Regions from separate parts of the Homo sapiens genome. Here region 1 is linked to region 2. A link is a loop called in an ENCODE intact Hi-C map of the cell type or tissue named here. Cell type or tissue: breast epithelium. All regions are shown on one strand. Links, peaks and the distances in the headings refer to the core of each region. The heading gives the core; the rest is flanking DNA.

The links. Peaks named below come from ENCODE experiments on the same cell type or tissue, not always from the same donor. Only the 100,000 strongest peaks of a DNase experiment are listed, where the experiment ranks them.
Region 1: it touches region 2 in a loop (3-fold over the local background); 1 of 110 quality-filtered maps calls a loop at or near these places.

Annotation. Positions count from the first base shown.
Region 1 is chr19:31,237,961-31,254,714 of GRCh38, forward strand. It overlaps a transcript of TSHZ3 not described here. Among named protein-coding and RNA genes, the nearest start is that of TSHZ3-AS1, 75 kb to the right of the region's middle. RefSeq lists an enhancer at 15,946-16,754. In breast epithelium, for the core only: no CTCF peak of the experiment used is centred there; no DNase peak of the experiment used is centred there.
Region 2 is chr19:31,124,857-31,141,610 of GRCh38, forward strand. It overlaps LOC105372356 (a long non-coding RNA gene), which reads right to left and starts at 15,273. Exons shown (of 6, transcript XR_935899.3): 1 at 14,995-15,273; 2 at 6,972-7,077; 3 at 5,771-5,880; 4 at 5,492-5,589; 5 at 4,655-4,720; 6 at 1,729-3,454. It overlaps LOC105372358 (a long non-coding RNA gene), which reads left to right and starts at 3,381. Exons shown (of 4, transcript XR_935902.3): 1 at 3,381-4,004. It overlaps LOC124900621 (a long non-coding RNA gene), which reads left to right. Exons shown (of 3, transcript XR_935901.2): 3 at 831-893. In breast epithelium, for the core only: no CTCF peak of the experiment used is centred there; a DNase peak (open chromatin) is centred at 7,705.

The DNA of each region.
Region 1 (16,754 bases), core at 4,018-12,017, 110 kb after region 2:
TCTATCTGACTGCAATGTTATTAATTTTGCTGATATTTATTTTATGACTAGAATATTAGCTATTTTGGTGACCATTCCATGTGCATTTGAAAATAATACATATTCTGCAGGTGTTTGTGGTAGTTCTATAATGTCAATTATATAAAAATTGTGGATATTGTTATATTAATCTTTGACATCTTCATCTATGGTTTGTATATTTTTATTAATTACCAAAAGAGAAATGTTAAAATTTTTCTATCATTGTGGCTTTGTCCATTTTTCCCTTTATTTCTGTTAATGTTTCCTTCGTGAATTTTTTTTTTTTTTTTTTGAGACAGACTCTTGCTCTGTCACCCGGACTGCAGAGCAATGGCACAATCTTGGTTCACTGCAACCTCCACCTCCCAGGTTCAAGCGATTCTCTTGCCTCTGCCTCCTGAGTAGCTGGGATTACAGGCACTCACCACTACACCTGGCTAATTTTTGCATTTTTAGTAGACATGGGGTTTCACCATGTTGGCCAGGCTGGTCTTGAACTCCTGACCTCGAGTGATCTGCCTACCTTGGCCTCCCAAATTGCTGGGATTACAGGCGTGAGCCATTGTGCCCGGCTATGAATTTTGATGCCCTATGATAAACGGTATACATATTTAAAATTGTTCTACCTTGCTAGTGAATTGTTCCTTTAATCATTGTCTAATGCCCGTATTTATCTCTTACTCTTTGTCTTGAAATCCACCTTCTCTAATACCCATATAGCCACGCCAGCTTTCTTACTCTTATTGTTTGCATTGCATGTTTTATCCATCTTTTACAGTCAATGTCTTGTTATTTATTTTTAAAATGTGTCTCCTACAGATAGCATCGAGTTGGATCTCACTTTTTTTCCTAGTCAAAAATCTCTATTTTCATTGGGATGCTTAGTATATCTGCATTTTATTATTTGATGAGTTGAGGTTTAAGTTCATCTTATAATTTGATTTCCACTTCCCTAGCATGTTTTATAAAATTATTTCTATTGCTTATTTCCTGTATTCTTTGATAAATATTTTAGATATCTAATACATCTTCTCTTTTTTGTACTTAATTTTTGTGTGCTTGATGTAGGGCTACTAAAATGTGTTTTTTAAATTATCAGTCTATTTATAGTCAATATTATACCTCTTCACATTTCACACTTCCCTTCTGATACTTTATACTTCCTGTTTTACAATAAATATTTTTCCCAGGATATGATTTTTTTACCTCCTTATATCCTTCCTACAATTGCTATCCTATTTTTTACTTATCTATATATGTTAAAGGTCACTCTACAGTGTTATTATTTATGTGATAAGTAATTAGTTTTATTATGAGTAATTTAAATAAATTATGAGAATAAAAGGGAGGCTTTTATATTTACAGACTCATTTCCAATTTCTGATGCCCTTTATTTTTTACACAGATTCTAAATTTTCATTTGCTGTTATTTCTTTCAGCCTGAATGATACTATTCACTATTTCTTTTTTGCAAGAATCCTAGTAATAAACTTCCTAACTTTCTTTGTCTGAAATTATCTTGATTTCATTCTCACTTTCAGAAGCTATTTTTGCTGGATATAGAAATCTAAATTGACAGGATTTTTTTTTCATTTACACTTTATTTTTATTCTTATTTTTTGGAGACAGAGTACTGTTCTGTCAGACTAAAGTGCAGTGGTGCAATCATAGCTCACTACAGCCTCGACATTCTGGGCTCAAGTGGTCCTGCCTCAACCTCTCAAGTAGCTGGAGACTACAGGCATGTGACAACATGCCCAGCTAATTAAAAAAAAACAAATTGTGGAGATGGGATCTCACTATGTTGTCTAGGTTTGTCTTGGACTCCTGAGTTCAAGTGATTCTCCTACCATGGCCTCCCAAACACTTGCACTTTTAAAATGTAATTAAATTGACTTTTAATAGCCTTCATTGTTTGATATGAAAAGTCAACAGTAAGTTATTTTTATCCTTTTGTTTCATGTCTGTAATGCGTGTTTCCAGTATGGCGCTTTCAGTATTTTCTTTGCAATTTGACTCTGATTATTTATTTTACATTTATCTTGCTTGGAATTGACTTAGATTTTTGGTTTTGTTTTTAATCTGAAAATTTTTTTCTTGTTTTTCATTCAATTTGTTAAGTTTTTAGTCATTGTTTTTCTAAATGCTGGTGTGCTCCTTACAATTGTTTTCTGAGACTCAAATTTCAGGTATGTAAAAGCAGTAGTTCTCATATTTTTTGGTCCCAATACTTCTTTACATTATGTAAAATTTTCAAGCACCACGAAAGCATTTGTTTATGTAGTTATATCTATCAATATTTATATTAGAAAGTAAAGCAGACAAATTGTTAAAAATATGTATTTTGACACACATAAAAACAAAAATACCATAACACATTAAAATAAAAAAGATAGACTTATTGAAAAAAATCAAAAATTCTTCGTGAGAAGAATGACACTTTCACAGAGTGCTTTTTATGGCTTAATAGAAGACAGCTACAGTCTCATATTTGTTTCCGCATTTAATCTGTTGTTATATCATTCATCTTGCAGTCTATGGAAAACTCCACTTTACACCTATGAAAAGATGGACGTGAGAAAGGCAAATAATATCTTAGTTATCATAAATATAGCTTTAGTAGTACAGATTTTATGAAATAATCTTGGGGACACTCACACTTTGAAAACTGTTATTAAGCAATTAAATATTTTCACACAGGTCCATAAGGTTCTGTTTATTTTTTTTAATTCTTTTTTTCCGTATATGTTATTGAAAAATGCTATTGATTTATAAACAAGATCCTTCTTTCTCTGCCCAGTTATAATCTTCTGTTAGGTTCATCTGGTAATTTTTTTAAAGTTTCAGTTATTATAATTTTCTGTTACTGAATTTCCATTCGGTTGATTTTTTGTATAGTTTACATTTTTCTGCTCAGATTCTTTTTCTATTCAATCATTAGGACCATATTTTTCTTTAATTCTTTGAAAATATTATACTTGTTTTAAAGTCTTTGCTAGCTCCATCATAGGAGTCATCTTACATTTAGTTTCTTGATTATATTTTCTTTATCCCTGAATCACATTTTCATGTTTTTATTTTTGTATGCCTAAGTGATATTTGATTGAACACTGCACACCACAGATTATATGTGGTAGAGAATGTGGATTCTGTTATCTTTTCATAGGAATGTGTGCACATGTTTATTAGGCAGTTCAGTTGCTTGCACATCGTCTAGTAGGCTTGGTTTTATGTTTTTTAAATAATAAATGGAAAGTCCAAGGTATTTCCCAAGCCCCTCTAATTTGACAGGACTCAAACTGCAAACTCTTGTTGGGGCTTCAATTTGGACTCTGTTGGGACAAATTAAGAATAGTTCTTATACCTTAGACACAATTTTCTGTTGTCTTGAAAGATGCTGAGATGTTAACCATATGCTCAAGAGATCTCTTCACTCTAATAAGGTTGAGAATCAAGCATCCAGCCCCACCACACTGCCTGTCCTCCGTCACTGTCAAAGCTTTAGTCTCTCTGCTCTACTTTCAATCTCCCAACAGCTTAACTCTGGTAAGCACTAGGTAATCTCCATGCACGTGCAGTCTGGTTCTCAGCCATGGACTTGCAGGGAACCACCTACACACCTCCCTTTCTCTGATGCGCCATTGTGCAGACTGCAGCCATTTGAAGTGACTCAAACTCTGACCTCATTCTCCTCAGCTCAGCATGCCCACCATCCTCTGCCCAGATATCAGCTTGCTCTGCTGTGATTGTGCTACTATTACAACCCCGGCAGGGGACTGAATGACCAGAAATCTCCTCACATGAGCTTCCCTTCTCTCTGAAATCACTGCTTTGTGTTATCTAATTGTTATTGCCCCAAATCAGTTGTCATACGTTGTGTCTAGTTTTATAGTTCTTTATGACAAGAGAACCAACTGAGCTATTCCGTAAACCTGTGAGGTTCACTGGGCCCACATACCTCACTCTGATCAGGCAATCTGCCCTGTCATACCATCTTCACTTGATGCCTAGTAGACAATTATTCAAGGGATGTAAACTATATAGATAATTAAGTGGGTAATTTCATTTCCTCAGTGGATTTTTAGGCATATTTTTGAAATGCATACTTCTCTACTTAGCCAGTGACTTTCCTCTCACATATGGCAGCCCTGGTCTTTGAATCTTCACTTAAAATTTGTCCCTTCCAGAAGACAGCTTTAGTATTAGTCAGGGTTCTTCAGAGGGACAGAACCAATAGGATGCATAGATAGATAAGTGAGAGGCTATTTATTAAGGGAATTGGCTCACATGATTATGGAGGCTGAGAAGTCCTACAACAGGCCATATGCAAGCTGGAGACCCAGGGATGCCTGCAGCATGGCTCAGTCCAAGTCCAAAAGCCTCAGAACCAGAGAAGCCAGAGGTGTAGCTTGAAGTCTGAGGCCAAAGGCCTGAAAACCTGGGGCAGGGGTTGCTGCTACACATCCTAGAGTACAAAGGCCTGAGAATCTGGAGTTCTGATGTCCAAAGGCAGCAGAAGATGGGTGCCTCGGTTCTACGTGAGAGAACCTGGAGTTCTGATGTCCAAAGGCAGCAGCAGATGGGTGTCTCAGGTCTAGAAAACAGAATCTGGAGTTCTGATGTCCAAAGGCATCAGAAGATGGGTGTCTCAGTTCTACGAGAGAGAACCTGGAGTTCTGATGTCCAAAGGCAGCAGCAGATGTATGTCTGAGGTCTAGGAGAGATAATCTGGAACTCTGATGTCCAAAAGCATCAGAAGATGGGCGTCTCAGTTCTAACAGAGAGAACCTGGAGTTCTGATGTCCACAGGCAGCAGCAGATGGGTGTCTCAGTTCTAGGAGAGAGAACCTGGAGCTCTGATGTCCAAAGTCAGCGGAAGATGGGTGCCTTAGTTCTAGGGGAGAGAAAGCACAAACTCAACTTTCCTCTGCCTTTTTGTTCTATTTGGGACCCCAGCAGATTGGATGGTGCCTGCTTACATTGAGGGTAGATCTTCCCATCTCAGTCCACCAATTCACCCTCCAATCTCCTCCAGAAATACACTCACAGATGCACCCAGAAATAATGCTCTATCAGCTATCTAGATATCCTTTAATCCAGTCAAGTTGATGCCTAAAATTAACCATCACACCCTCCTAAACCAACCTGTCTGAAGCCTTCAATGAAAGGAAAGATGCACATATATCTGTAGCTATAACTACTGACTGTTTATATGGATTAAGAGAAGTATAGTACTTCATACCTGTCATTGATGGATTTTTTTTCTCCACTGCACTTAGAAGAACTACAACCCCAAATTCCTTAGTCTGACCTTGGCACAATTCCATGCTTGGTCCCTAGTCATTTCTAATCCATGTTGGTAACTCAACCTACAATTATACTGTTACACACTTACAGACTTCACTTAAAACAAGTCTGTGGGATTTTTGCCATAGTCACTCCTAACTATCATCCATCCACTCACCCCTGTGTAGTCAGGGTCCCACTGTATCACACCAACCCATGCATGGTATCCTATATCATATAATGCCCTGAACTTTCCCGTGTCAGAGGGAGGTGAGCCCGGCAGGCTGGTATTATAGTGGTGACCGCCCTGCCGCCTGCATATGGGATGAGTCCTCTCAAATAGCAGAAGCAGAGGGGGTGGGGGCAGATGCATGTCCCACCGACACAGGATACCATCCTCGGGGGCTCCGTGCCTCCCCTGCCAAGGTCAGGGTTGTTCAGATGATATGGGGGAGCAGCGGAGTGGTGTTCATCGAGCTCTGGGAATGGGAGCTGGGTCCCCTCTCTGTGACCTTAGGAAGCTTATTTAACCTCACTGACTCTGTTTTCCTCATCTGCATTTGGAAACTTGATGTAACAATATCAAATCATGATTTCTCATGTGGAATACACTTGGAGGAGGGCGGTTTGCACTGTGGTTGCTCTACCCTGAGGGTGGTTATCAGCAAGGCCTTTTTAAAGTAGACTTGAGCTTTAGGTATTAAGAACCTAAAACATGTGCATAACTTTTGGCCTGGGATTTCTCTCCATTTTTAGGTCTGTGTTCCAAGGAAATGATCAGTGATATAGTTAAATATTTGCATTCAGGGATGTTATTTGAAACTTTATATATAACAATGACAGTGTATGATATAATTTGCATCTGTGTCTGCACCCAGATCTCATGTCAAATTGTAATGCCCAGTGTTGGAGGTGGGGCCTGGTGGGAGGTGATTGGATCTTGGGGGCGGATTTCCTCCCCATGCTGCTCTCTTGATAGTGAGTGAGTGAGTGCTCATTAGATCCGGTTGTTTAAAAGTGTGTGCACCTCCCCACTCTCTCTCTTCCTCCTGCTCTGGCCATGTAAGACATGCTGGCTTCCCCTTTGCCTTCCACCATGACTGAAAGTTTCCTGAGGCCTACTCAGCCATGCTTCCTGTACAGCCTGAGGAACTGTGACCAATTAAACCTCTGTCATTAAACAAGAAGCTACTTTTATAAGAAATTTTATAAGAAATTCTCATAAATTGCCCACTCTCAGGTATTTCTTTACAGCTGTGAGGGAACGGACTACTATAAAGTATATCAGTATAAAATTAGCCTACATCCAAATATGGAAGATTGCCCAAATTGTGATTTATCCACATAATGGGATATGTATACGGTCATTCAAAATCATTTCTTTTTTTTTAATTGAGATATGGCCTGGCTCTGTCCCCCAGGCTGGAGTGCAGAGGCATGATCTCAGCTCATTGCTGCCTCGACATCCCGGGTTCAAGTGATGCTCCCACTTCAGCCTCCCAAGTAGCTGGGACTACAGGCACATGCCACCACACTTGGCTAATTTTTGAAATTTTTGTAGAGACAGGTTTTCACCATTTTGCCCAGGCTGGTCTTGAACTCTTGGGCTCAAGACATCTGCCCACCTCAGCCTCCCAAAGTGTTAGGATTATAGGCATGAGCCACTGCTCCTTGCCTAAAATCTTATAAAGAAAATTTAATATCATTGGAAAATGCTTACAATATAAAGCAGTCAAATAAATACTCTATGTAATTTGTTATGTATGTATAAAGTATATAGGAAAATATTCACAGTGTTATTATCTCTGGATGATAGTGTTGATTGTTGGTGATTTATTATTTTTTTCTTTATTATAATATTCTATATTTTTCAATTGTTGCAAGTCAGTATACAATAAACAAAAATCTTACTTACGAAAAAATGTTGGAGTTAAAGTCTGGGGTCTGGATTTGAGTCCAGGCCCCAACATTTGCTGTGCAACCTTAAGTAGGAGAAAGCTGAAAAATGGGAAAAACTTGTCTCACCCTTCTCATTGGATAGGCAAGGAACTAAAATAAGATAATGTGCACAGGACTCATGTGGAAGGAAAATGGCAAAAAAGATAGGGGGGCTATTGCTCATATGAATCTGACTAGGAAACAAGAAGCTGCTCTTAAAAGAAATATTGATGCTTACAAGGTTTCAGGTCACCCCTATCTCCTCCAGCCTATCTTTAAAATAGACAAAATTCAAAACAAAACAACACAAAATCTCACGCAGAAGGTTCTTCTGCCTGGTAACAGAATGCTTCTGTGTAGTTAAAACACAAGCTACATCTGACAACTGCACTATCAGATGGGAGCTCTGGACATGTGAAAATCATTGCTCCTGTACTGTAAGACCTGATAGAGCCCTGGTCAGCCACCAGCCTTGCAGAGGATTACATGGGGTCTCCATACAAAGCTGGATGCTTCAAGATAGTTGCAGTCTCAAGAGTGCATTCCCTGCCTCTGACGGAGTGGTAGGGGCTGTTACAACCCATCCTGTGGTGCCCAAGAAGACACTCAGCATTCATTGCAGGTAGTGTGGCCCCCAGTGCAGCCACATTGGAATCCATTTGTAATATTTATTTAACTAGAAAATATAAACGTCCTAAGTCCCAACAATCCTACTTCTCTGCAGCAACTCTAGGGATGTATTTGCTGATGTGCATGAAATGGCTGGGCATTCCTTTTAAGTACTACATGATATTCCATAGATGAGGCATGCTAAAATAGTATTCAGACCTCAGAGACTTCTCTTATTGTTCAGCATCTCGAGTTAAGCTGCAATGAAGTGAATCGACATGTCACAACATCAAAAGTCTCCAAGAGTTTGTTTTTTTTAAATTTAAAAAAGTATGTTGCTAATCAGAATATACACTATCAAATCATTTATATAAAAATAAGTCAAAACACTACAATTCTAATTTCTGTGGGTGTATAAGGCTCAGAAAAATGTCTGGAAAGATTCATACCAAATTGATCATATTGATTAGACCTGAAGGTATGGGTGAATGTGGAGGATACAATCTTTCTTACCTGTATTTAAAATCATTTTTAAAAAGAATGTGTTCATGTATTACTTGTGCAATTCACATAAATTTGACAGTAAAAATTAAAATAGCTGACATAAAATAATTATGAATAGTCAACAACTGAACAAACAAATAAATATACTATAGTCATTCAAAGCCAGGTTTCTCATTGTTGGAGAAAGGAGTATAAAATTGGAAAGGGGAGGAGGAGACAGAATAAGCCCTAAGGTGCTGGATTGAAATTGAAGTTATAAGTAAAAACTCATGGTTTAAAAAGGGACAGAGGAAGGGAGGAAGGGAGAGAGAGTGAGGGAGGTCAGGGGAGAGAAGGAGAGAGATAAAGAAATTGTTCATATGCATACGCACAGAGGACCTGGAAGCAATGGAACTCCAATAGCAACGAGCATACTTAGCATGGAGGCGTTTCTTTCTATGTCATTCTCCTCTAAGAGAAGACAGGGCCACTTACAAAATGGTCATTGCAGGCCTGCAACCGAGAAAGCACAAGATGAGCCTGAAACTTCTGGTCCCAAAAAGTAAGGAAATGCTCAAAGAATAACAGGGACATATCAAAAGGACAAAGAAGCCAATTTGCAGAGACTCCCACTGGCCAAATATGAGGCAAATTTAGCACAAAAATAAATAATGATTGAAAATCATGATTTATTGAATGAAATAAGCATTCACCAGTTACATGGATATAAATAAATAAATGAAAAAGAAGGAAAAGCTCTTCCTTGCAGTAGAAAGACAATTAGTAAATGTAGAAGGAATACTATAATTAGAAAAATTTCCTCTTGGCAACTATCATCATCATCCTTGAATCAAACAAGAATCGTCAACGGATATTAAAACTACTGAAGGGATGTTTGAGGAATAACAGGGGATATTTACATAGTCTTGAAATATCTCCCATAAGACGCTTACTTATTTCAAAGGAAAAGGACATTTTCCTAAGAATGGAGAAAGCTGGCAACACCACTGTCACCAAGACATCCAGATTAGCAACTCTAATCATGGGACAAAGCTACATCTTGTGCCCCCTGACAGGAAGAACCAAGGAGACCAAGGCACCATTTTGGTGGTATTTCTGCCAGAAATGAGTAATGCAAACCTAATCCTCATAAAATATCAGGATTTAAAAAACCCAAATTGAGGACGATCCACACAGTAGCCAGACTCCAGCCCTCAAAAACGTCAGTGTCATGGAACACAAAGGAAGATAAAGGCATAAAAGGAGGCCAAGGAGAGATGAGCACCGAAGGCAACTCACGATCTGTGATTTCCTTCCACCACTAAGGAGAGTGTTAGGATAATCAGCCCCATCAGAACAAAATCTGTAGATGACGGGTTATCCTATCAATATTAACTTCCTGATTTTTGTGTATTTTCTAATTCCTGTGTTTATGGAAGTGCACATCTTGTTTATGGGAAATGCACGCTGAAGTATTCATGGGTGAAAGAGCATCAGGTCTGCAGTTAATTCTCCAATGGTTCAGAAAAATTAAAGTGCGTGTATACACACAATTACAGTGTGTGTGTGTGTGTGTATGTATGTATGTATTAGTCTGTTTTCACGCTGCTGATAAAGACACATCTGAGATTGGGTAATTTATAAAGGAAAAGTTGTTTAATGAACTCACAGTTCCACATGGCTGGGGAGGCCTCACAATCATGGTGGAAGGTGAAAGCTACGTCTAACAAGGCAGCAGGTAAGAGAAAATGAGAGCCAAGTGCAAGCAGAAACCCCTTATAAAACCATCAGATCTCGTGAGACTTACTCACTACCACGAGAACAGTATGGGGGAAACCTCCTGCACGATTCACTTATCTCCCACTGGGTCCTGCCTGCAACACATGGGAATTATGGGAGCTACAATTCATATGAGATTGGGTGGGGACACAGCCAAGTCATATCAGTGTGATACATAAAAAGAGAGAGGAAGAGAGAAAAGAATAAAAGCTGGTAAAATGCTAACAATTAGGGAATCTGATGAAGAGAATATGAGAATTCTCGCAACTTTTCTGTAAGCCTGAAATTACAAACTTAAAAAGAAATGGCAAGTTTAAAGGCAAAATAAAGGGGTAGACAAAACAACTTGCAGCAAGCAACCAGGGTCTCCAGCCAAGATGTCAGAGTCAACAACCTGGCCAATACTGCGGAGAAGCTGTGTATACAGAATACTCAAAACTCTGGGTCCAAGGCCGGGAGCAGTGGTCCCTGCCTGTCATCCCAGCACTTGGGCCCAGGAGTTCCAGACCAGCCCAGGCAACACAGCAAGACCTTATTTCTACCAAAAAAAAAAAAGTTTAAAAGACTAGCAAGGCATAGTGGCTTGTGCCTGTGGTCCCAGCTACTTGGGAGGCTGAGGAGGGAGGATCTCTTGAGCCTGAATGGTCGAGGCTGCAGTAGCCATGATCGCACCACTGCACTCCAGCCTGGAGAGACAGCCAGACCCTGTTTGAAAAAAAAAAAAAAAGAAGAAGAAGGAAAAAGAAAAAGAAAAAGAAAAATATCTGGATTCAGGTTCAAATGTCGGCCAAGAGAAAGGAGGACAGTAAGACCTTTCAAAACCTTCATTTCTAAAACAGGACTATTAATCCTAAATCAAAGGATGCTGGGGTGATGGAGCAGGTTTTGAGTAGTTTTGAGTGGAGAGCAGCTAGCATTGAGCCAAGCCCCTAGAACCTGCTCAAGAGATGAGAGTGTGGCTAGTCCCTCCCTGCTCGCTTGCGACCCCCAAGACCATCACTGAAATACACAGGGAGGTGAGGGCCTCAAGTACCTGAGACGCTAAGAGTAAGCACAGAGTGGGTGAGGAGCCTCTGCCTAGGGGTCAAGTCAGTGTCCCGTTGGGTTGCAGAAGCTTTTTATTGAATAAAGTTCCAGGGCTCCAGTGATCTGTCAATGCTGCACCTGCAGCCTGAGGAAGTAGGAAAAGCTAGGTGTCCGCTTATTCAGAGGGGCAGGATAGCCCACCCAACGCTTGAAACGCATGTGCCTTTCCAGCGCAGTTGGATCTAGCTTTGGAAACTTGGAAGACTGATATGAAGATGGTCCCAGGCTGCTGCAGTCCTTGGCACTAGAGGGCAGGCCAGCAGGTTCCCTGTCTGCCCGGGTCAACTGAACAGGGACCTTGGCACCGACTGCAGAGTGGCTGCTGTCTACTTAAACACACACACACATGCGCGCCCGCACACACACACACTCTCCAAAGGGAAGCTTAATATATAAAAAATATAGAATTCATAGAATCAAAGTAAAATTGAATTCCTCAGGCAGTTTAACTCTTTCCCCTTGGGCAGGAAAAGGTTCAGTTTTGACAAAACCTCGAATACGCCTCCGCTGAGACCTGCTGTCACAGCTCTGGGTTTGAGCATCCACAGTTCAGGATGGAGGGAGACCCCAGAGATAGGGCCAGACAGGCCTCCGCCCCTCCCTCTGGCAGGTCCTTCATCTCCCCAACCCCAGCTTCCTCCAAGGTGACATGTAAAGACAGCACTGTCCAGTTCCTCCTGTCATCATGGAGATAACAGATAACATGCAGCGTCCTGGAAGACACTCCGTGGTCAATAACTAGCAGCAATGACTCTGATTATCATCCACATTTGCTTCCTGGGGATACAGAAATATATCCTCCCTGGAGCCTCGGTTCTCCTGGACTCAGAGAGGGACATGAGCTGCTGCTCTGAGCTGTTCCTGGTGCAAGAGCTCCCAGGCTGCACGCGCCAGGCACACAGCACATGCCCGGGACACACCTGTCGAGTGAACACATGGACAGGCACAGCCAAATCTTTCTGACATCTTAAAAGCACTGAAGGAAATTCTAAGTCCTCTTAAAAATATATCTTTAAGCACATCTATGAGCATGACTTTCCTCACCCCTATACCTGCAAGCAGACATTGTTACCCTTGAGTCTAAATCATCTTTTCCCTTTTGCGTTGCAAAAATTTTCCCTGACAGCCAACAGAACATATTCTTCTTCTAATTGTTGGTTTACCTCTCACAAACGCTGGTGGATCTCCCCATCTCTAATCCTCACCCGCTCATTCATTAACTATCAAGTGTGGCTTTTTGGAACAATTATATTCTGTCCTGCTGTCAGCTCTATCCACACAGGTAGAGAATACATCCCAACTCCTTACATGGGATGTAAATTATTGCTGGCATACCAGTACCTGAAGAATGATTACACCCAGTGCACAGTTAAATAATGGATGCTTAGCACAGTGCATTGTAATAAGCAAAAGATATGAAATATCTACAATTCTAAGTGGAATACGCTAAGTATTTTTTTTATAATAAAACCGTTTTGGGGGAAGACAGGCTATTGAATCATGGTCTCCAGAAAAGACACCCATGTGTCAGTTCATTTGCAGAAGCCGGCTGGCGCTGTCATCTCATCTGTGAAGTGGGGACAAGAATCATATTTTTCATCAAGTAGAGGTACTGCTTAGCACTGAGCCTGACACACAGTAGGTGCTCAGTAAATGGCAGTAGCTGCTGTCATCTGAGGAATGGCTGCCCTGGCTAGGCTAGCAGTAGGCTGGGGCAGTATCTCCTCGTGGGAAGAGCAGCTGGAGTGCTCACCACCTAGATGTACCTGTGGTCAGGTTTGGTGTCTGACCACAGGGAGGGGCAGGCACACCACCCTGCCCCACCCCACCCACCTTTCCACTGGGAAGCTGAGGGTAGAGCCTGCTTTGCCACCAAACACAGTAGAAGGTTCTGGAGGGCTGGGAGGAAATGGAGTTAGGGTGGCTCTTGAAGACTTCTCTCTGCCTTGGAAGCCTTCCAGAAATAGAACCCTGGAACTCAGTGCAGTGCTCAGGCCTGAGCAGTAGGGGCCTCTTCCTGAGCCCCATGCTCTGCAGGGCCCTTCTGTGATCCTTGTCCCAGGGCAAGGAGTATGCAGATACAGGGGACATGTCTGCCTGGGACCTGCATCCTTCCCATTTCAGAGCATGCTTTAGCCCCCTTAGGAAGTCCATTTCACAGCAAAGGAAGCTGAAACCCAGAGGATACTGGTTTCCCTGCAAAGCAGAAGAGGTGGTCTTACTAATTCCAAACCAGTTGTTCCTTATTCCAAAGCTGTTCTGGCCTCACCCTGCCTCCTGCTCCCTAGTGACATGGGTGCCTGGGATATTTTGCACCTGTGCAACAGGCACCTCTTTGACCTCCTTCACAGCAAATGAAGCTGAGACCCAGAAGATAAAGGATTCCCTGGGAAGCAGAAGAGGTGGTCTTTCTAATTCTGAAGGTGTTCTAGCCCCACCCTCTCCCCACGCCTCCCAACCCTGCCGTGATATGGGTTCCTGGAACCTTTGCATCTGTCCAGTGGGCACTTCTTTGGCCACCTAGACCAGTCCATCTGGTGTTCTCAAGCCAAGGCCCCCGGAAGATGCAGCAGGCTGTGCTGAGTGGGAATGAACACTTCCTGCTCTCATTCCTGCCTGGGGAGGTGGAGTGGGACCTACCACAGAGCCAGGGCTGAGAGCAGCAGAACTATCTAGAACACTCACGCCAGCATCCTACCCACTGCAGCGCTGATGCCGGAGCAAACCGCCTCTGCTCAAGGGCTTCTCAGCAGAGCTCCCCTCTGCAGTCCCCACAGGAGGCCTGGAGCTCGGGTGGTTTCCCAGGGCTGGAAGTGCATGGTTTTCCTCTGTATCCCTAAGCACCCCTGGGCACTGAGGCACAGGACATAGTGCTGGGGTGCTGCGTAACCTGCAGATGTTTCCAACCTTCTAAGTCTCAGTGTGTAAATTCGTTTCCTGAGGCCATGACATTAAACATGGTGGCTTAAAATAACAGATATTTATTTTCTCACAGCTCTGGAAGCTGCAAGCCAGAAATCAAGGTGTCTACAGGGTCATGCTCCCTCAGGCTTCAGGGGAAAATCCGTTTCTTGACTTTTCTGGCTTTTGGTGGCCTTCCTGAGGTTGTGGCTGCATCCCTGTAATCTCTGCCTCTGTCTTCGCTCCACGGTCTCTCCCTATGCCAGCTCCCCCGTGTGTCTCTTGTAAGGACACATGTCATCAAAGTCAGGGCCCACCTGGATAACTCAGGATGATCTTCACATCTCCAGACACTTGATTCACTTATATCAGGTGATATGGTTTGGCTCCATGTCCCTAACCAAATCTCATCTTGAATTATAATCCCCACATGTCAAGCATGGGACCAGGTGGGAGTAACTGGATCCTGAGGTCAGTTTCCCCATGCTGTTCTCATGACAGTGAGTTCTCAGAAGATCTGATGGTTTTATACGCATCTGGCATTTCCTCTGCTTGCAGCTCTCTCTCCTGCTGCCATGTGAAGAAGTTGCCTGCTTCCCCTTTGCCTTCTGCCATGATTGTAAGTTCCCTAAGTCCTCCCCAGCCATGCGGAACTGAGTCCATTAAACCTCTTTCCTGTATAAATTACCCAGTCTCAGGTATTTCTTCATAGTAGTATGAGAATGGACTAATACATTGGCAAAGACCCTTTTTCCAAATAAAGTAAACATTTACAGGTTCCAGGGATCAGGATGTGGGCATATCTTTTTGGAGACCACCATTCAGCCCACTACTGTGTCCTCAGTTATAAGGCACAAATAATAATACTATTAGCCTCATAAAATTATGGTGAAGATTTAACAAGACAATGTATATTAGACAAGTGCTGAAAATATTCAGTATAGATATTTTAATTTTCTCTGCACATACATTTAGGTAAAAACAATATATAGATCTTGATAATAGAGTCCTAGTGCACGTCAAACATTTACTTGCTTAGTTAATCGAAACCATCTCTAAAGGTTATTTGCGTATTCAGGGTGAGGTATCCTCGTGCAAATCCCAAGACAAGGTGTTCCCAGGGACAGGGGTAGTTGGGGTCATTAGAGGGGCTTTAAATATCACTGATGAGTCACTTTCATTGTACTAGCAAAATAAGCAGTTCAAGTACAAGAGCTAAGGTTTCTAAGACACACATAGACTTTTCAGAGAAAAATGCAGCAAATGGATCAAGATAAGAAGAAGAAAGAACAGGATTTTTTTTAAGATTAAAAAAAGGAAAACAGTCATAGATGTCCTTGGCAGAGAAATGGCTGAACGCCCAAAGTTGCATCTCAACTGTGTGCCCCTCCACAGGGGTTAACAGAAAAGCTGAAGGGCCTGAGAAAACCAAGTCTCCAACAATATGTGCAGAATAATTATTAATTTTTTTTAATCTTTGTAGAGATGAAGTCTCGCTATGTTGCCCAGGCAGGTCTCAAACTTCTGGCCTCAAGCAATCCTCCCCCTTCAGCCTCCCAAAGTGCTGGGATTACAGGCATGAATCATTGCACCCAGCTGCAAAATGATCATATATGTAAAAAGCAATAGTCTGTGCATGCATGGGTACGCTTTCCTGTGCACATATAAGCATGGAATGATGACATACTTCTACCTCGCAACCCGGATAGAAAGGGCCAACTCCCTGTCCCCCACCCACCAGTTCACCACTGTCCCTTCAGCAAAGGGACAGGAATGAAGAGGGAGTTTTACTACTTCTGTAATGTGTGGCAATTTCTCAGCAAAGACGGCAGCAGAATTTGACAGTGCAATCTCAAAATTAAGGAAATTTCACATCCAGCTGTCAAAGGCTGTCAAAGGACAGCTGGGTGTGACTAAGGCAGAGGAGCTCCTGCTCTTGTCTGAACACTACTCTCCTCCCCACCCCCATCTACAGAACAGACCGGCTCACAGACAACCTCCCATACTAATTCTGCTGCAAGGATTTGGGTACCTTGCCAGGCAGGTCCTGGGCACCTGGCAGATTTTGAATGGGAGACTGAGTGACCTGCTGACCAGCCAGCCTCCTGAGACCCACTGGCAAATACCCTGTGGTCTTAGCATCCCCTGCTCCATCCACTTGCATGAGGACAAAATGAAGAGCTTCAAGGTCATGCCTGGTTAGGGATGCTGGGTACCCTGGGTACCAGAGTGCTGTGCCCAAGGGTGTACACGTTCTGGTCCCCAGCACGGCCGGGCCTGCAGAGGAGGCAGGAGTGAGTCACCACAAAGCTATGCTGCACAGGTGCAGTGAAACTGTGATATGCTGGGAACTGAGCCCAGGCTGGGCTGTGGGCCCTGGAGGAAAGGGGGCCGGTCAGCACCAATCCCCGGGGCTGAAATATAAAACACGCTGTGGCTCGCCCTCTCTGAGAGTGCACTGGCTTTCATATTTCTGAGGCTTTGTTTTGCCACAATGGATGCATTTCTGAGTTCCTGTCTTTGTAAACAGATACCGTTCAATGCGGCGGGTGATTTTCAGGCCATCCGCCTCTCTGCTTTCCCACATTTTGGAGGAGCAGAGTTCAAGTTCTAGTTCTTGCCCTAGCTGTGGTGTGATCCACATGGGCTGA
Region 2 (16,754 bases), core at 4,096-12,095:
CTTGGGCTCAAGTGATCCTCCCACCTCACCCTCCCGAGTAGCTGGGACTACAGGTGCACAACCATGCCCAGCTAATTTGTGTATTTTTAGTAGATATGGGGTCTCACTGTGTTGCCCAGGCTGGACCTCATGGCCTCAAGCAATCCTCCCATTTTGGCTTCTCAAAGTGCTGGCATTACAGGCATAAGCCACCACACCAAGCTCCTGATTTTCATTCTTATATCTCTCAGAGATTTTTAGTGTCACTTGCCAGAGGGCACCAGGGCCAGAGTCTAATGCCCAGTACTCAATGGTGAACATTTTTGCTGTGCCAAGAGAGAACCACTCGATTAGAGGTGGCTACTGCAGGCTTTGGAAGTTTTCTACGGTGGGAACCAACAATCCGTGATCCGCCATGGTCCAGTGCATGCAGCCTTGGCTTCTCTTCCCTGGACCTGGGAAGCCTGCAGATGCTGGAAGCAGCCCAGCTGTGGCCCCTCCACTGTTCTTGCCCCTTATGTGTGGGTGTGGAAAGAACTCTCATTCAGAGACATGGTGATTTTGGGATGGAGACGTTGCTTCCTCCAACCAGACTGCTTCCTTCAGTTTCCACTGCCTGGGCTCATGCATCAGTAAGTTCTCCTACTAGAAAGTTTATTTGCAAAAAGCCATGGCCATTTGCTCACAAAGCTGTGCCCACTTTTGTCTGTGTCTTTTGCCCATTTTTTTTTTTTTTTTTTTTTGCCAAATGTAGGGTTTAAAATAAAATTCCCGTGTTACTTCCCTGTAACTGTCATAACAAATTCCATGCACTTGGTGGCTAGAGACAACATAAATGTGTTCTCCCACAGGTTTGGGAACTGGAAGTCAGAAATCAGGAGTTCGAGACCAGCCTGGTGAAGCCCCATCTTTACCAAAAAAAAAAAAAAAAAGAAAGAAAGAAAATACCAAAAATGAGCCAATGTCTACAGGGCTTCGCTCCCTCTAGAGGCTTCAGGGGAGGACACTTCCTTGACTCTTCCAGCTCCTGGTGGCTTCCATGTTCCCTGGCTTGTGACTGCAGAGTTCCAACCTCTGCCTCCGTCTTTGCCGGGCCTTCTCCTCTTCTCCCACGGAGGCAGAGAAGCGTGTCCTCTCCTCTTCAGTCTCTTACAGGGACACTTGTCATTGGATTTAGGATCCACCTGGATATTCCAGAATGGTCTCATCTTGAGATCCTTAACTTTAAAGCACCTGCAAAGACTCTTTAACAAAGAAGTTACATTTGCAAGTTCTGGAACATGCTCATATCTTTTTGGAGGCCACTACTAAACCCCCTACAATTCTCTTTACATAATTTCCCAAAACTGTTTCCCAAAAAGTTGCCAGCAGTAACCAAATTCCAGAAGTGAAAGCATGACCCTGGCCCATGGTGACAAACCCGCTTTCTACCAAGTTGATCACCACCTAACTGTTGATTCTAGCCCTTCTAATCTTTAGCCTGTGGTAGCAAGCCAGGTACAATTTGGCATTAAGATCTAAGAATGGCCAAAGTCTCTCATTGCACGCAGTGCTACCCTGATGCAGTGGAAACTACACTAAACAAGCTCCGTGGGATCCTTGGGCCTTCTCCCGTCTCCATGACTCATTGGCTGGGAGACTTTGGAAAATTTTCTCTGCTTCTGTGAACTTCAGTCTCCCTATCTATAAAATGAAGACTAGATTAGAACAGGGGTTGATATGCTATAGCTTTTTTTTTTTTTTGGAGATGGAGTCTCGCTCTGTCACCCAGGCTAGAGTGCAAATAGCACAATCTCGGCTCACTAGAACCTCCACCTCCCGGGTTCAAGTGATTCTCCTGCCTCAGCCTCCTGAGTAGCTGAGATTGCAGATGCCTGCCACCACACCCGGCTAATTTTTGTATTTTTAATAGAGATGGGTTTTCACCATGTTGGCCAGGCTGGTCTTGAACTCCTGACCTCAGGTGATCCACCTGCCTCGGCCTCCCAAAGTGCTGGGATTACAGGCGTGAGCCACTGTGCCTGGCCAGCCTGCTTTTTTAAATAAAGTTTTATTGGAACCCAGCCTTGTCCATTTATTTACAGATCGTGTATGGGGGCTGTCATGCTGCAAGAGCAAAGCGGTTGCAACAGAGACAGAATGACTCAGAAAATGGAGAATATTTGCTGGCTAGCCCTTTACAGAAAAAGCTTGCCACCCCCTAGACAAGTACAGAGCTCTGTAAAGGGCCCTTCTAGCTGGGTTATTTTGTGTTACTATGGACCAGTTCCTCATTTGAGCCCTGCCTAAAATCTGATGGTGGCCTGAGGAGCTGGCTATGGAGAGGGAGCAGGACTGAAAAAAAGGCTCCATCAGCCTCACAGTACCAGCATTGCCCCTCCCCGGACATCCTTGTGTGCACCGTGCTTCCGCATTGCCTGCGCTCCCAGAATTTAGCTCCCCCAGATCTTCCACCCTGTTCTCCCCTTGGGGCTTGCCCCCTGCAACGGGCAGGAAATGCAGACAGCCAGGGGACTTGTGGGTCCCTTTAAGGCCTTGAGACCTGGGGAAATCCCCCAGTTCTCAGCCACCTAAGGACAACTCATTCTCCCAGTCTAAGGGCCGAGTCATTCTCACTTTGCTTCTATCACTGTCCAGATTCCAGCAAAATACACCCTTCCACAGTCAAACCTCTACCTCCTTCATTCTCCTCTCTTATTTGTTAAACAAATCCTGATCTGCCTTTTTAGGCTGCTCTTGAATTTTATGGCAACATATAATAAACATCTGACTGCTTTTATTTCTATTTAACTTTTATCTTGAATGTCTCTGCTGTTTCAAACCAAATATTTACAGCATCACACAGCCGCTGCAATTTCATTCCTCACCAATACTGTCACTCCCTCCTGCTTGCACTCACCAGCCCCGTAGAGAGGCCGGGAATGTTGGGGCGAATGGTCTCTTGTGCCCCCACAGCAGGGCTTCCAGACTGGATCTCTGAGTCACTGGACTCCCGGGAGAGCAGATGGCTTTCCTGGCAGCCTGGCCCTCAGCTCGGAGTCAGGCCATCTCTGGTGACTGAAGGGCTTTCTGTACTTGGTGTCTTCACACATCGGTACTAGGTTGGGTCTGGCTGTGAGAAAGACCCTCGCATGCTCCATTAAGGAGCAAACCTGGGGAATTCGAGCACCTCTGTCTTCTCAAAGGCCTCTCTTTTTCTCAGTACCCTCAGGTTTGGCCCAAGGCCTCGGAGTGCAGCTCCTTGGTCCACCTGTGCTTGTCCCTGCTTTTCTGGCCCACCAAAAAGTGCTCCTGACAGCCCTAACCACCTACTCTTCACCAAGGCTCTCTGGTCCTGTGTGGTCCAAAAGGCCGACTGCAGATGCTCTTTTGAGTCCAGGGCCCTAAAGAAAGCAGTCCTACCTGGTGGGGGATGACACTCTGGACCTGGAGTCTGAAGACCTCGTTTTCTGTCTCTGAGCTTCAGTTTTCTCATCTATGAAATGGGAATCATAACACACGCTTGATGTGACTCTCAGGGCTGCCCTAAGGATACTGAAAAATGGCGAATGACGGCGTGCTTTGTACACAGTGGGTCGTCCAAGGGGAGCCAGAGAGTGCCTCTTTCTGGCATGCCTGAGCCTCCGGAGCTGGAGAAGCCTCCTTTGGTCTCCTAGACTGCCTTTTCTCCTCCCATCTGTCTCAACCTGCACAAATCCTGCCGGGCTCTGCACATTGCTCTGTGTTGACGGATCCACCATATTAGCCTTGCCTGGCCCTTTCCTTCGTCCTTAGAAGACTCATGACTCCAGCTGAGCTTATGGGTGAACTCTTTCACAGCAGAAACTGCTTTGCCCTTCCTTCCCCATGGGCCTTGTACCTGGTCAAGCCTGCATCTTTCAGCTCTCTGGTCATCCAGAGGGAAGTCTCACATGAGTCTTGGTGAGAATCTTCAACTTGGCCGTGCAAGTTTTCTGATACTTTCAATCCAGTTCAAGATAAGATACATACAGCAGTCACACACCCTGAATCTCAGATTCTCAGAGGTAAGATAACCTCCCCGACATGTCCCACCCATGGGGTAGCTCTTTCCAACCCCACTAGAAAGTCATTGTTATGTAGACTCGATGTTACTGTACTCCCCAAATTCATATGCTGAAACCCTAACTCACTGTGGTGGTGTACTAGTCTGTTTTCATGCCACTAATAAGGACATACCCGAGACTGGGTAATTTATAAAGAAAACGAGATATAATGAACTCACAGTTCCATGTGGCTGGGGAGGCCTCACAATCATGGTGGAAGGGGAAAAGCATGTCTCACATGGTGGCAGGCAAGACAGAATGAGAGCCAAATGAAAGGGGTTTCCCCTTATAAAACCGTCAGATCTCCTGGGACTTCTTCACTACCATGAAAACAGTATGGGGGAAACCACCCCCATGATTCAATTATCTCCCACTGGGCCCCTCCCACAACACATGGGAATTATGGGAGCTACAATTCAAGATGAGATTTGGGTGGGGACACAGCAAAACCATATCAGATGGTATTAGAAAATGGGGCCTTTGGGAGATGATTAGGTCATGAGCATGGAGCCCTCATTAATGGGATTAGTGTCCTTAGAAGAGACCCTCAGAGCTTTTTTGCTGTCTTCCCACCAAATGAGGATGTAACGAGAAATGGACAGTATACAAACCGGAAAATGGCCCTCGCCAGGACCTGACCATGCTGCCACCCTGGTCTTGGACTTCAGCCTTCAGAACTGTAAGAAATAAGTTTATGGTACTGCGTTATTGCACCCCCAATGAACTAAGACAACCCACACCCTGGCTTGTCTCAGGACAACTCTGAAGGCCACTCCATCTCTAGAGCTCCCTACAGCTTTGGCTTAGACCTTCTTGAGACTACACTGCAGCCCAACTCCTCCCTCAGCTCAGCCCGCCTCCTTCCTTTCCCTACAGTGTTGATCACAAGAACATTCCCGTCTAAACATTCTGCACAATAATCTCCATCTCAGAGCCTGCTTCATGGGGATCCCAACCCATGTGACGGTAGCCAACTGTCCTTCTTTGTGCAGGAGTCCTTTATTCTGAGAGTACATCCTAGCTACCTTTAGGGTGTGAAAATGGTCTTTCTGCTATGAAATGGTGGCACAATCAGATGCGTGTTTGTGTTATTTTTCCCTGTATTTTACTTAGCACCAGGGGCCACTGGCCACCTGAGGGTGGTCCCCTGGTTTCCTTTGATGGTGTGCCAGGATGTCAGATTTAAAAATCCAAGGACCACCACAGCTTCTCAGTCGGTTCTCTGTCTCAAGAGCAACCAGATGAAGTCCACACACGTGATGCCCCGCTGCCTTCTCAGATAAACTGTGGGTCACATCCAATTTCAGAATCTAGTGGCAAGTGCATCACATGCCCTCTCAAGAAGGCATTTCCAGTGGGTGTCTGCTGTTTCTTTTTCACCTCTCCTGTATTCACTCTACTTTCTTTTGGAGAGAATGCTGCAATTTTTGGGGGGCCCCACTCCTTACCTGCTTTCAGTCCCTGTGTTTGGGAGGAACGTGCCTTCCTCTTCTCCCGACAGCAGAGTGGTGATGTGGGCGTGCAACCCATCACAGCATTTCATCCCCTAAGGCACAGTGATCGGGTTCAGAGATACATATGTCATTGGGACAGGTCAACGACAGTGCAACCAGGGATTTTGTTGGCACTGTTGAAAATAAGAAACCCATGCCTTCATCTGTTTTGTGCTGCTATAACAGTATATGAGGGACTGGGTAATTTATAAAGAACAGAAATTTATTTCTCACAGTTCTGGAGACTGGGAAGTCCAAGATCAAGGCACCAGCATCTGCTGAGGGTCATCTTACTGCATCCTCACATGGCAGAAGAGCGGAAGAGTGAACCCACTCTGCAAGCCCTTTGGATAAAGGCCCTAATCAATTTGTGAGGGAGGAGCCCTCATGGCCTAATCACCTCATGAAGACCCCACTTCTCAACACTATCACATTGGAAACATCAGAATTTTAGAGGGAACACATTCAAACCATAGCCACCCTCTGTCCAGTATGAGTGCTAACTGTGAGAACAGGGTAAGGCCAGAGCTGGCCATGAAACCAAAGCAGAGATCAGAACCAAGAGACGAAGAAAGTGGGAGACTGATCTCTGTTAATTTTGCTTTAGTATCAACCTCCAGCGCCATACCAGAAGCCATGCATGCCATTGTACTTTCCACTTATGTCAGCTGATACATTTCCTTTTCTTCCCTTGAGTCAATTGACTTAAGTTTTTGTCACTTGCATATGAAAGAGTCCTAATGGTTATGGAATTGGAGAATGTACAAGCTAAAAGGAACTTGGATTTGCTCCAATATTAAATATGAAATGAGATCATCTGTACACACTGAAACTTATAGCAAAGCTGACAACCCTAAGTCACAATTGAGAGCCATCCTTTCTGGACAAGGAGGTCCATTCATTACTGCTTAGGCCTTCCTGACTCACTGGGTCACAGTTTCTACCACCATTGGTCTACATTTCTAAGCCCAGCCCTTGATAATTGTTAGCCTAGAAAACAGGGTCAGAAAACACAGCCCACTGGCCAAATCAGATCTGCCACGTGTTTTGAGATGGCCTATGAGCTAAGAATGTTTTTTTTTACATTTTACGATGGTTGAGAGGAAAAAAAAAAAAAGAAGTTCAATATTTTATAGCATGTAAAAATTACATTAAATTCACATGTCAGTGCCCATACATAAAGTTTTATTGGAACACGACCATGCTCATTTGTTTATGTATTTATGGCTCCAAACAGCAGAGTTGAGCAGTTGTGATGGAGACTGTACAGCCTACAAAGTCTAAAATATTTACTATTTGGCTCTTTACAGGAAAAGTTTACTGACTAGTGCTGAAAGTCTCTGGAGATGTGACCTTCACAGTTTGGTATCTAGCTTTGAGACCCCGTATCACCAACAATGAAAAGCACTTCCCTTGAAATAATTTACATAGTTACCCAAGATTTAGACAGCAGACATCTCAGGATGTAGAGGATTTTTTTCAGATTGTTTCCAGGACCTAGCTTTGAGCCAAACATACAGTATTCCTGCAATAAGTCTTTGCTGTGTAAAAACAAAAATCGAATGTTAAATTAGGCCACTGACCCTTTTAAGCCCAAAGCATAAATAAATACAGAAAATGTGAATTTGCCATTATTATTATTTTTATTTTTTTGAGACAAAGGCTCACTCTGTCGCCTAGGATGGAGTGCAGTGACGTAATTTTGGTTCATCGCAACCTCCACCTCCTGGGTTCAAGCGATTCTCTTGCCTCAGCCTCCTGAGTAGCTGGGACTACAGGCACATGCCACCACACCGGCCATATATACATAATATTATATATTATTATATATACTATAGAATATATAATTATATATATAGTATAATATATAATAATATATAATATTAATAATATATTATATATTATAAACAAATATATATTTAAATATAAATTTATATATGTTATATATATATAAATATATATATTTAGTAGAGATGGGGGTTTCCCCATGTTGGCCAGGCTGGTCTCAAACTCTTGACCTCAGGTGATCCACCTGCCTTAGCCTCCCAAAGTGCTGGGATTACAAGTGTGAGCCACTTCGCCCAGCTGATTTTTAAAGAAGATCTATCCAGGTCTTCTTGGAGCAGAATTATGTAGGCATCCAGGAATGCGAGTTGTGCTGCCAAGTGACATTTCTCTTCATGTTTTCCCTCCCTGGCAGAGTCGCCACTTGATTTAGGATCTGACACCATGGGTAGATATTGGAATTCCAGTCTTAGCCTGCAAGTCACACAATGTCTTTGAGCTTCAGCTTCCAAGCCTGCAAGATGGGGCGATAAGAGTTTACCTCCTGGGAGTTAAGAGGATTAAATAAGTTAACAGTTAAGTAAAAGTACTCTGAAATGTTAGCTTTTATTTTCATCCTTCCCTCCTTGTGTAAGAAAATAATGTAAATAGCCTTTATTGCTCTTAGTTTTTCTTGTAAAAGCTGTGGGAAGGTGAAATAACCTCATTGAAATAGAGCCATTCATAAGTAGGGTAGATCATTAACCGCTATGAGATAGATGATTATATTCCATCAGGTTCCAAGCCGACAGCACCCATTTTACAGTTTGGAACTGTGAAGTATTTGTACTGTGTGATCCACAGCTCTTAAACTTTCCAAGACTTAGTCAGTCCTTAGGTTCCAGACAAACTTTCATCCCACCTACACCCCCAACCTACTCTCATCAGGGTTCCCAATGACTGCCATATTGCCAAATCTAATGATCACTTCTCTGCCTGTATCTTACTCCGTCTCTCAACAGTATTTGAAAGAATTGATGATGCCCTCCTTAAAGCTCATTCTCATGTGGCTTAGAGGACAGACCTAGCCTCCTACACCACTGGTCAATCCTGAACTTCCTTTGCTGCTTCTTCCTTTTTCTCCTACCAACCTTTTATTTTTGTTTTAATTTAATTTACTTTTTTTTTTTTAAGAGGCAGGGTCTCACTCTGTCACCCAGGCTGAAGTGCAGTGGGGTGATCACGGCTCGCTGCAGCCTCGAACTCCTGGGCTCAAGCAATCATATTGCCTCATCCTCCTGAGTAGCTGGGACTATAGCAACATACCACCATGTTTGACTGTTTTTTTAATTTTTATTTTAGTGGAGATGGGGTCTTGCTATGTTGCCTATGTTGGTCTCAAGCTTCTGGCCTCAAGTGATCCTCCTGCCTCAGCCTCCCAAAGTCCTAGGATTATAGTATGGACAACTGAACCTAGCCTCTTCCCAACCTCTTAATACTACAGGGCCACAGGGCACTCTTGTCTTTTCTTCTTCTATATGCATATTCTAAGTCACCTCATATCACTCCATAATGTTCATGTACTGGCTACTTGCAAATTTCCTGCCCAACTTCAAGCTTTCTTCTAAATATCAGATCCTGATGACCGACTACCTCTTTGGACATCTCTTAGGCATCTGAGCCTTGCCATATATAAAACCTAACTCTTGTTTTCTTTTCTCAAACCTGATCTTTCCTCAGTCTTCCCCATCTTAGCAAATGATCCTTGATGTGGGCTTAGGGGAAAAAGAAGAACCAAGGATGATCAAAGCTTTTAGCCTGAGCAACCTAGAATGTTCACATGTGATGCTCTTTTCCTAGGCCCTGTCATTACCCCCCATTAGATGAAGGTGCAAATGTGGATATGCATACACAGAGGAACATAGACTGTATATAGATTTGTTATTATCCCTCCATCTCCCCTACAAGGAAGTGAACTCCCTGAGAGCAGGACATTTATGTCAGGTCCTGAGAAACCACAGTGAACAAAATGGACTGGCACATAGTAAGAGCTCCTCAAATATGCCTTGAATGACTCCCTGACCTTGTAGAACAAAAATGCTTCCTGGGTCTACAGAATGAGAATAGGCCACAAGAGAAGCGGGAATGAAACTTGGAAACTCAAGCATGAGTGCATTTTTAAGACGAGAGTGCATTTTTAAGACACATCTCTGGGCTGAGGCAACGCATTTACACACATGTACTGTTTTTACTGAATTCTGAACCAGAGAGCTAGATGGATAGATGATAGATAATTAAATTGGTTCCAATGACAGAGAGCTAAATGGATGTTTGTTTTTATCATGCCAAATGATCATGCTTATTTTCTGAAATTTTCACTTCACAACTGCTTGTTTTGGTGTCAGGTAGATACATTTAAGTTATCAAAACTTGCCTGGGAGGAGTGAGAAAAGAGTGTGCTTCTTGTCTCTGCTATCAGCAAATATAAGCCCACCAGGTGACAAGTCCCTGCCAAGTTCCAGGACAGCATGGGGAGCTGTGTATGATGCACTCATGGAGTCTAAAATCAGGTGGGCATCCAGGTTGGAAAGAAAGAAGTAGAACTGTCTTTATTCAACAGATGATAAGATCACTGATATAGTAAATCTGATGAAATCAACAAAAAGCTAATAGAACTAATAGGTAAATTTTGCAAGAATGCAGAACACAAGACTGACATAAAAAAAGAATTGCATTTCTATATATTAGCAATGAACAATCAAAACTCATTATTTTAAACATATCTTCCACAATAGCATCAAAAACATAAAATACTTAGGAGTAAATCTGACAAAAGATGTGAAAGACATGCACACGGACAACAAAATATTGTGAGATACGTGAAAGGAGCCCTGAATAAATGGAAATATACAGACCTTGTTCACAGGTTGAAAAACTCAATGTTAATAAGATGTAAATTCTCCCAAGTTGATTTAATCCTATCTCAATCAAAATCTTAGCATGCTATGTGTAGAAATTGAAAGCTGATTCTGAAATTCTTATAGAAATACGAAAGACCTGGAATAGCCAAAACAACTCCAAAAAAGAAATGAAAGCTGGAAAGTGGATCTTACCTGATTTTAATAATGATTATAAAGCTACAGTAATCCAAACAACATGATATTGTCATAAAGGTAAACAAATAGATGAACAGAACAGAATAGAGAGTTCAGAAATAAAGCTATGCACATATAGACAACTAACTTTTACAAAGCACCAAAAGCAATGCACTGAAGGAAGAATAGTTTTTTCAACAAATTAAGTTGGAACAATTCATTTGTATTCAACTGTATACAATTGTATATTCATATACAAAAAAATACATTTGAATCCATACCTCATATCAGATGCCAAATTAATGTAAAATGCAAAACTATAACATTTCCAAAACACATAGAAGAAAAACTTTGTCCTTAGATTAAGCCTAAAGGTCTTTCATACAACAGCAAAGCACAATCCACAGAGCAAACTGATGACTTAGAGCTCTTAGAAATTTTTGTTTTTCAAAACATGCACTGTTAAGAGAATGAAAAGACAAGCCACAGGTTAATAGAAAATTTCTGCAAGACATGTATCTGATAAAAGACTTGTATTCAAAATGTATAAACAATTTTCAAAACTTTACAATAAAAAAACAAACAACCCATTAAAAATAGACAAAATATTTGAACAGACATTTCACTAGAGAGGACACATAGATGGCCAATAGGCACATGAAAAGATGCTCAACATCATTAGTCATTAGAGACATGCACAGCAAAGCCAGGAGATACTACTTCACACCCATCAGAATGACTAAAATAAACAAAGACTGAGCATACCCAAGCTGTGGAGAAACCGGAACTCTCATACACTCATGGCAGAAATGTAAAATATTCACCCACTTGGCAAAACAGCTTGGCAGTTTCTTAAGAAATTAAGCATACCTCTGCCATATGATCCAGCTGTTCCACCTGTAGGCATTATCAGCCAAGAGGAAATACAAGTCCATGCAAAGATGTATACATGAACGTGCATGGCAGCTTCATCTATAACAGCCCCATATTGGAAGCAATTCAAATGTCCACCAACAGATGAATGAATAAACAAATTACAGTAAATCTGTACAATGGAATGCTACTCAGAAATAAAGAAGAATGAACTATTGAAATATGCAACAACATGAATGACTCTTAAAATAATTATGCTGAATGAAAGAAGCTATACCAAAGGAAGGACATACTGTATATTCTGTTTATATAAAATTCTAGAAAATTCACACGAATCTAGTGATAGGATCATTGGTTGCCTGGGGATGAGGGATTGGGGAGGACTGGGAGGGAGGGATTATGAAGGGGCATGAGGAAACTTCTGGAGGTAACGATATGTTTATTTATTGATTGTGGTGGTTTCACGGATGCATATGTCAAAACTTATCAAATCATATATCTTAAATATGTATAGTTATTGTAAGCCAATTGTAACTTAATAAATTTGCACTTTTAAAAAATCCAAGCCAGACATGGTGGTCTGCCTGTAGTTACAGCTACTCAGGAGGCTGAGGCAGAATGATTGCTTGAGCTCAGGAGATAAGGCTGCAGTGAGCTTGGATTGCACCACCACACTCAAGCCTGAGCAACAGAGCAAGATCCTGACTCTAAAAAAGAAAAAAAGTCTTATGGGAAAAAAAATCAATTTCCTGGTAAAGAATGCCAACTGCTGGGAAGAAAACAAGATCTGGAGCAAGGTGAGCGTTTAGCAGTGGATGCTGCGTAGACCTCAGGTGATGCCCAAGGAAAGTCAGGCGATATTTGAATAGAACTGAAAAGTGTTTACTGTGTGAAAAGCTGGGGAAGAGGGGAGGAGGTGAGAAAGAAAGAGAAGGGTGAAGACCTTTCCTGAAGGAGGGAGCAGCTTGTAGGAAGGCTTTGAGGTCAGGTGGAGTGTGTTCCTATCAGGACTTCAGCACAGAAGGTACACAGTGATGTGTATCAACTTGATTGGGCTAAGTGATGCCCACATAGCTGATAACATATTACTTCTGGGTGTGTCTGTGAGGGTGTTTCTAAAGAGACTGGCATTTGAACCAATAGGCTAAGTTAAGTAGATTTGCATTGACCAATGTGAGCTGTCACCATCCAATCCATTGAGGGTCAGAATAGAACAAAAAGGTGGAGGACGGGTGGATTCTCTCCCTTCTCCAGCTGGGACGTCCATCGTCTTCTCCTGCTTTGTACATCTGATGTACTAGCTTCCCCTGATGCTTGCACATCAGAGCTCCTGGTTCTCAGGCCTTCTGGTTTCAGGACTTACAGTATCAGCTCTCCTGGTTCTCAGGCCTTTGGACTTGGACTGAATTACACTGGCTTTCTGGGACCTCCAGCTTGCAGACAGCAGGTGGTGGGACTTCTTGGCCTCCAGAATCATGTGAGCTGATTCCCATAATAAATCCCCTCTTAATCTATCTGTCTGTCTGTCTGTCTATCTATCTATCTATCTATCTACCTATCTATCTATCTATTATCTATCTATCTTTATTTATTTCTATTTACCTGTCTGTCTATCTGTGAATACCATTCCTTCTGTTTCTCCAAAGAGCCCTGACCAGTATAGAAGCTGTGATGGATAACACTTAACTCACTTTACTCAACTTTTTTTTTTCTTTTCAAAAAAGAGAGCTTTGGGAGATAAATGGTTCAAATTGTTCACGCTCCAAACCTGCAGGTTTTTCCACCATCAGAAGGATGACCATAAACTCACAGTTCTGGACTCCCTTAGGCCACCAAACTCCCCCTGACTTGAGCAGGCTTGTCCTCCAGCCTGAACAACCCCGGGGCCCAGTCACATCTGCTGAGTGGCTGCTCTGTGGAGGCAGCATGACTGGCCCGATGGGTACAGACACAGCCACTGGCACAAGGCCCACCTTGCTCTGCTCTGTTCAGTGGCCTCAGAACACTGCTTAAGCTCTCTGGACCTCAGGGTCCTACCTGTAGACAGTTCCTTTGGGAGAAGACCATGACAGCAGGTCTTTGGGAAAGATAAAATTGTGTGTAACTGCAAAGGGTGTTCACCAAAGGACTTTGTCTCCAGGTGTGGCCAACCGCTGTAGAGACTCTGGGACCCCACCCAGAGTCCCTTGCCAGCTAGTGTGTGCACCCATGAGGGTAGGCTGCTAAAATCTCACTCCTGCACCCTCCTCTGGAGGACTGCCCTCCTCCTTACTTACAAATGCTGGGATGATATGCCCTCCCTAAGGAGGGGTCCCCATCCAATGACTAACTAGTGGAGAGTGGCAATGGTCAGACCACTTGCCTTAAGGAAGGATGGCTCTGTGGTGTCATTCAGGTACCAGAACTCCCTGTGGAATCAGCTGAGGCCAGACTCCAGCTAGGTCCACAGCTTGGCCTGGCTTCTTTCCCACCCCTCCTTTGCTTCCTGAACAACCTCACATTCTCCCTGCGAGCACCCCCTTGATCAATCAAGGCACCAGCGTTCTAGACACTCTGATTCTGGAGAACCCTAACAGAGACTTCTGAGACCTCAACACTCTGAGATTTTTTTCTTTTTTCTTTTTTTTTTTTCAAACAGGGTCTCACTCTGTCTCAGGCTAGAGTGCAGTGGTACAGTCATGGCACTGTAGCATCAAACTCCTGGACTTAAGTAATTTGCCCACCTCAGACTCCCAAAGCACTAAGATTACAGGCGTGAGCCACCGTGCTGGCCCCACTCAGAGATTATTAACGGCAGGTGTAACATCTTTGCCATAAGCCATCCCACCTCTGCCCCACATGGAGGGTCCCACTGTCTCCCTTCCCAGACCTGCCTTGGAACACTGAGGAGCCTAGGGCCCAGGACCTGACTCACTCCTGGATGTTTTGTTCACACTCTTTTCAAAAAACACATTCTCAATAGCTTTAATTTAATCAAAACATTCTTGACTAAGATCATTAAAGCCTCTGAGAGAGGCATTTAATTCTAAATTCACCATATCCACGGCATAGCAGTTGAGTAACTGAAAAATCAACTTTATGTCATAATAGTTTGTTAGAACGTTTGTTTACTCTTCATCTGAGACATGCTAATTAAAACAAGAGGCCTTCACAAGCAATCCAGTTAGCAAACAGGATTGGTTAATAGATAAGGAATGGTTGTTAATTACAGGGAAGCCCCTCCCTGCCCACATGGATTGGGTTGTTCAATGGGGTCCACGGAATGCAACCTTTGGTTCATCTCTTCCCTCATCGAAGACACTTAGGAACATCTCTGAGAAACACTTACCTTGGTCGGGTCTCGCCTGTCACCAGATCTTTCTGAATTCATCTTGAAGGGAAGTGATTCAGGACCCTTGTGGATTTCTGTTTCCCTAGGGCGGAGCTATTCCCACTCTCCCACCACCTTGCCTGTTAGCATGTGGTCCTAACTCCTGCTGCACTGGCTCCTCACGCAGGATAAGGAGCTGTTGCAGAAAGTCCCCTGCTAACAACTGGCCCTCTGACTGCTGTAGGAGACCTGGCCAGCCCTACTACCTTCCCACAGACACACCCCCACATGTTCCAGAAGCCAGTCAATGGGGGCAGGGGGCATGCTCCTTACTATGAGTTCAGGAACATCTCCAAACATAGACACCAAGGGGCCCAGGATGCATTTGTTAAGTTTCAAAGTATCAAACCCCTTACCCTTCCAACACGGTTTCCACTCTGTCTGGCCTTTTTCTGCCTTTCTGCATAATTGCACTTTCACGGACAATTTTTCATCTGCTTCCCTCCCTCACAAGTCTAAGACCAATCACCCAATATCCTGCTTTAGTCCTGCCCAGCAACCTCTCCTTCTGGCATATTCCCCTCCCTTCAGAGCCCTGGGTATTCATGCACATCCGGCCCTCAGCCAGGACATATACTCCCTGCTCTCCCCAGCCCCCAACTCAGGAACAGGGCTCCTAACCTTCCCGTAGACTCCAAGATGTTAGAATGAAAAGACATCTTACAGACCTCATTTTAAAGTAAAGAAACTGAGGCAGAGAGGCAGTGATGGAGGCGTTGTCATATTTCTGGTTGGAAGGCGCAACCCAAGGCCACGTTGCTATTTTTAATGTCTAATCCACATTACAATGTACATAAGTCATGAGCTGATTCCAACCGTGTTACTCATTTTTGTCATCCCTGTGTTGAGTTAGTTCTCTTATGCAGAGTTTCAGCCTTCCAGAAGCTAAAAGACTAATACAGGGAGCTGTCATGACAACGACACCATGGTAGCACTTAATGAAAACTTGAGTTATGGAAATATAAAATACTGAAATAAAAATATTAATAAAGCCTCGCTTTTATGTGGAATTTGGAAATATGTGAACAGCAAAAATTTTATCACTATGAACACATTAGTCTTGAATTAGGTGCATTTTGTATTGAGGACTTGAAGAAGGTCTCCTCATTGTGATGACTGAGGTGGACGGGGACTCCAAAGGCTCTTTAAGCTTTGAAGAGCACAGATGGCATCATTTGTGCCTGCAGTCTCCCGCAGGCCTGGCACAAAGAATAGGTGTCTGGTAGGTGTTGGACAAGGAAGGGGTAAAGGAATGGATGTTCCTACTCTGAGGCCCTGCAGCCTCCAGTCCCAGAGCTCGCTTTGGGCAGAGCCCTGCAGCAGAGAACTCCTGTAACTGTGGGGACCTCTTCTGGAGGGGCTGGCGTCTCAAGGGTGATTGGCTTCCTGGCAGCAAACACAGGCTCCATGCTGGAGTGTTTGAAGGTCTACGTATCAAAAGGGAGGAAATGATTAATCATATGTAGCCAGCCTGCTGAGAGGAGGGCTAGGAAAACCAGGATGGGAATCAGAAAGAAGCGTCCTCCTGGCCAAGGACGTTTCCTGCCTTCTTACCTCCATTAGAGGCACTTTCTTCTCCGACCTCAGTCTTTTCTGTGCAGGAAATCCTGGCCTTTTTAGCTGCTGTAAGCCTTTGCTTGCTACTGGTCTCAGGAAGCTGTCCTGGACTGATGTCTGAAGGCAACTGCCACTTCATTCTCACTAGTACTTTCTGAGCGCTGAATACATCTCAGGCTCTGCCCTAAGCACTTCTTTAATTCTCCCGATAACCACATGAGGGAAGTGCCATTATTTCTTTTTCCCAAGTGAGGAAACTGAGGTTCTGAGAGGCTAAGGGTTGGAACTCACAGCTCTTCTCTAAGCAATGGAGATGACTTTGGAAACCATTTGACTACAAACCATTTACACCGTCTTCCCCTCCCAGCCTCCGCCCAGGTTGCCAGCCTCACATTGTTGTGGTTCCCCTAGTTTCCTCAAAAGTCAGGCAGCCCAGCCTGGGGGAGATCTCAGGAAACTCCAAGATCAGCTTCTACATGACTGGAGGCCACAGCTGCTACCACCACTCAAGCCTGGCAGCACCAACGCCAGGCCTTGGTGATGGATGTGTGGGCCCTGG